Regions from separate parts of the Homo sapiens genome. Here region 2 is linked to region 1. The links are chromatin loops, found by intact Hi-C in ENCODE. Cell type or tissue: CD4-positive, alpha-beta T cell. All regions are shown on one strand.

Evidence for each region. A loop is a pair of places that touch in the nucleus more often than their neighbours do. Peaks named below come from ENCODE experiments on the same cell type or tissue, not always from the same donor. Only the 100,000 strongest peaks of a DNase experiment are listed, where the experiment ranks them.
Region 2: a loop joins it to region 1, with 5 times the contacts of the local background. A loop is called at or near these places in 11 of 110 quality-filtered maps.

The regions. Positions count from the first base shown.
Region 1 is chr6:119,076,613-119,079,112 of GRCh38, forward strand. FAM184A (family with sequence similarity 184 member A) reads right to left here and starts at 2,052. Exons shown (of 18, transcript NM_024581.6): 1 at 1,529-2,052. The coding sequence starts at 1,687. RefSeq lists a silencer at 1,926-2,245. In CD4-positive, alpha-beta T cell, a CTCF peak has its summit at 1,530; DNase peaks (open chromatin) are centred at 229, 1,439 and 2,219; H3K4me3 peaks cover 2,500 bases; H3K27ac peaks cover 1,521 bases.
Region 2 is chr6:118,929,473-118,931,972 of GRCh38, forward strand. MCM9 (minichromosome maintenance 9 homologous recombination repair factor) reads right to left here. Exons shown (of 14, transcript NM_017696.3): 3 at 1,948-2,266. The coding sequence starts at 2,251. Among named protein-coding and RNA genes, the nearest start is that of MCM9, 4.4 kb to the right of the region's middle. In CD4-positive, alpha-beta T cell, no CTCF peak of the experiment used is centred here; no DNase peak of the experiment used is centred here.

The sequences.
Region 1 (2,500 bases):
TTACTGAGTTTTCCTATTACTTACAGTAGGGCTCTAGAGGGTTACATCTAAAATGAGAACAGTGGATGTTATGGACACATCATAAGAGAAAATCAGAATAAATATTCACGTGCTTCATTCAGGACATCAATATTCGGAAGATCAAACACTACTGCAGGAAGCCTGGCTTTTAGACTCCAAATGTGTAAATGTTCTGATGATACACTACTATCATTCCTTCTTAGATTTTCCTTTCTCTGAATGCAATACTCTGACAAAAAAGGAAACAAAACACCGCACACCTAACAATTTCTGAGACAGTGCTGAGATCAAACAAAAGACAAAAAAGAAAACTTCACAAGACGTTGGTTGAGTTTTACTGTTATGTACCTGTAACTTTTCTTTTGCTCTTCCATTTGTGCTCTCATTTTGTAGTCCTTTTATGTTATCTTTTCTATCCTCAATCACATTTCTTCACTAAAATCTTTTTATTCTCTTTTCAACCTTTTTTCACTCCTATTTCCTCCTTTCCTCTCTTCCGAATCTCATGTCTTACTTCACTCTCTCAAAAGTGCCAACCAGCAATGGGATTATGTGAGAACTTTACAGTTGAGTCAGACTCAGAGGCTATCTAGCAGTAACCCCCACGATGCCCATCTCTCTTCAGCATACCAACTCTCCTAACAAGCTGTTAGGAGACAGCTTAAACACATTAAGGTATATCATCTTTCTTAACTTTCAGACACCACAAATCACTTCTTACCGATAGGTATTGCTAGATTGCTGGTGAGTTCTAAGCAGAGCAATATAACAGATATGAATTGCTCTTGCTTCACAGATACCAATTCCTTCTCATTATCAACATTAAATTAGAAAAAAAGTTCACTAATTTAGGTACAGTCCTAAACTACACGTGGCCGAATGTGAAAGCTAACTGCTCTTTGAAAATTATCCTTCGACAGACAAACATTGAACTAGATGCAGGCACAGTGTGAGATTCATCTAATAAGCCTTGTTTGACATTTTGTCAGGATAAGGAATGACTCATTAAATGCCCCAAATTGGCACTCAAGGTATGTTTTACCCTCCTACATTCCTCTGAAAGTTGATTCTTCCCTTAACTGAGTAACCAGTAAGATACTGTTTAATTCCGAGTCATATTAGGTAAATACGGTACTGTACTTCAAATGGTACTGTAGTGTGATGCCTCGTGGAGCCCTGGCAGATGCATGGAAGCAACAGTAAAGTGATTTAGTATTGTGAAATAAAGGAACTAAATCCTAATTTGTTCTGTGCTGGTTTAGCCCCAAAGGGCAAGGAGGTGCAAGTCCCTTACGCGCACCGTGCCGCTGTGCTGTCTAGCTTAAATTCATGTTGCCAGCGTTCCACCAAAGTTTGCAGGGTTTTGGAGGTGTCTCCGGCTGTTGCTTCGGCGGAGGAGTAGAGTTCCCCTCGCTGCGGGCGCAGGGCGCACTGCCTCCCGGGGAGACAGGTGAGTCCGGCGCGGCCCGCACGGGGTCGCCACCTGCCCCGTCGCTGCCCCCCTTACCTTGGTGAGCTGGGCGATTTTCTTGCTCATTTTCAGGTGCATCTCCTGGCTGTAGTCCATGCTGTGCCCAGCCAGCTGTGCGGTGGCCGGCGAGGGCGCGAATTTGGCCGCCGAGCCGCCGTAATAGTGCTGCTGCCAGCTCATGCCCGGGGTCGCCATCTTCCCAACAGACCCCAGCCGGGGCACCTGTCCCCGCGGGTGGAGGCAGGCCCGTGGAGCAACGACGCCCGGGAGGCAAGAGTCGCGGCGGCCGCTTCCCGACCCGACACCCGGCGCCCCCCAGACTCGGCCGCAGGCGCCGTCCCACCCGCGACCCCCGGGTCACCCCTGGAAGGGACGGGGCGGTCCCGCCGGCCCGAAGCCGCGGGGACAACGGCGCGGGGCAGATGCCCGGGGTTGGGCGGCGGCGGCCGGGGGCCGGGCCAGCTCTTGGAGGCTCCTCGGCCCGCGCCTGGCGGAGGCGTCGAGGACAGCGCAGCTCCGCGGGTCCCGCTCGCAGCCCGCACCGAGGACTCGGCGAGGCTGCGGAGGGAGGAGGAGACGGGGCGGGCTGCGGCGGGGATAGGCGGGGACATGGAGGAGGACGCGGGAGCCGCCGTTACCAGGGCGCGCGCGGGGACGGCGACGTCATTTCCCCGCAGCCAAGCCCCGCCCAGCCCCGCGCAGCCGCCGCCGCCGCCGCCAGTCCCGCAGCCCCGCGGCCAGTGCGGGCGCCTCGCGAGGTCGATCCGGGATCGTGCCGCCAGTGCTTCCCCCGTGTGGCGGGGATCCAGCAGCCCAGCCCTGGCGGCGATCCCCGTGCAGCGAGCGTGAGGCCTGACGTAAAAAAAAAAAGTATCCCCAAGAAGACGGTGCTGTAATCACCTTCGGTTAGCAGAACGGGTGTCGATTTACAGACCCTTTCCACATGCGTCCTCGTGTGTGCAGGGCCCCAAGAAGTGGCTCTTCCCCAAGAAGAGAGGCAAGCCCAAT
Region 2 (2,500 bases), 150 kb before region 1:
ATTTGTAACTTACTTTTTCAGAGAATTGAAAAAATAAGCTAAATTCACCTGAAACTGATAGGGTCACTTAGGCAGACAGGATTGTATTACTTAAACTCAGTATGGAAAGGTATCTGAAAATAATGGCAGCCTAAAACTATTTCCTAAATAGCATTTCGACAACATTAACTAAAGTCCCCCTTAATAATCCTTTTGCAAACTTATTAATAGGAAACATTGGCCAGACACGATGGCTCACATCTATAATCCCAACACTTTGGGAGGCCAGAGGAGGAGGATCACTTGAGCTTGGGAGTTTAATACCAGCCCGGGTAACAGAGTGAGACTCCATCTCTAATTTTTAAAAAAGGCTGATGGGGGGGACCCTTTTTCTTGATCCCATCAAGAGATTATCTAGTACCCTGATGCATAATGATTAATACTCTTCATAATTTATCCTAGCAAGTGTAACTGCAGACAATATTTTTCATTTAAATTAAGTATTTGGTCTTTTTGGGAATCTTAACTTGCCTCCAAGAAGTTCTACTATAGTGACTCCAAACCTTTTTGGAATTCAGGAAGCATTCTTATTGATTATAAATCACCACTCTTCTCAAATGTACTATAAGGTAAATATTTATTTATTTATTTATTTATTTTATTTTATTTTATTTTTTGAGACGGAGTCTCGCTCTGTTGCCCAGGCTGGAGTGCAATGGCGCGATCTCGGCTCACTGCAAGCTCCGCCTCCTGGGTTCACACCATTCTCCTGCCTCAGCCTTCTGAGTAGCTGGGACTACAGGCGCCCGCCACCATGCCCGGCTAATTTTTTTTGTATTTTTTGTAGAGACGGGGTTTCACCGTGTTAGCCAGGATGGTCTCGATTTCCTGACCTTGCGATCTGCCCGCCTTGGCCTCCCAAAGTGCTGGGATTACAGGCGTGAGCCACCGCGCCCGGCTGCTAAATATTTATTTTTAAACAAAAGGGTATGTATGTTCTCCAACTTAATCACAGACTGCCCTCAATATTCTGGACCTGCTTTTAATTTTACCAAATCTTTCTTTCATGTAAATAGAATTAATTTGTACCAGCCTTTATTAATTTATACAATAATGGCATAGTTAAATTTTGTTTTAATTAGGGGGTTGACAGGGACTCTAGAAGTGGTTTGCAAGTGAAGAAACTGAGGCTCAGTGAGATAAAATAACTTACTAAGTCTCCCAGGTTAGGCGTGTAGCCTTTAAATCCAATTCTTCTCTTTCGCCACACTATGCCTTCCAAGAAATTACTTCCATGCAATGAACTAAATAAAAATTGTTACACTATAGTGTCACTTTTCCCTAAAATTCTTAAGTCAACTCTATCCATCCTACTAAAAAATCACTTTTAAAACAGAAAGTGAGGGGCAAGGACTCCTAGAGGCAGGAATTCAAGGATACAGCTTTGCCACCCCAAGCTGCTGATTGCTCCACTGCAGTTTCTTAACAATTAAGATGCTTTATCTGTCATGCATTCAACAAAAATGTATCGAGTAACTGGTAGGTAGACTGCACAATGCTAATACTGATCTTTAAAAATAACTAATGTCCTAAAATAGTTCTGAAGATCCCTGGACAAGATCTATCACTTTTCTAATTCTTTGTATTACCAGTTCCTTTATTGTTAGTAACCACAAAAGCTCATAAAGCTGTTTTGAATTACATTTTTAAACACAGACGTGGAAATATATAGACACACAAGTATACTGCTGTCTCCACACATTCTCCCTCCCCTCAGTGGGCAAGACTCATACTTCATGCCCACAGAACACAATTATTATTCTGCTCTAAAAGAAGTGACCATCAACTACACAACAGATATATATTTTAAGTATAAATATCAATTATTTCTTAGTGTTCTAAATCTAGTATATTTTCTCAAAATCTTTCTAGAAGATAGCATGGCAGTAAAATCCTTAAGTGATTTACCTGATATCCTGGCATGAAGATTCTGTTTCATGGAAACAGCCTCAGGCTGAGAAAGGGACTGGAGAATTGTCAAGGCTGACCTTCGCAGTGCACTATCAAAAATTGTAAGCACTTCACTGGGGAACATGTTGAAATATTCCCCGATTTCCATGTTGGTCTCAAACAGAGTCATGGCATTAACCACAACTGGGTAATGAGCATCTTCATCCCTTTCCTTCAAGATTAGAAGAATATCATTCTTATGGTATTCCGAAACATATGACTCAAACACTTGACCAACCAGTGTAACTTGATCGCTATTCATCTTGAATCTAGGTAACTAAAGAAAAAAAAAAGGATCATATTATATATTTGATACTCAAGATGTACACACAATTTAACAAAAACGATTGGTTATAAATCACACTGGCTTTGGGTCATACTATAATCACAAAATAATATCTGAATTCAAATCTTAATGAAATCTGAATTATCTGTTACAGTCACAGTACATGTACTTCAAAAATGAGTGAAGTCAAATGTAAGTCAAAGAACTATGTTGGTACTGATTATC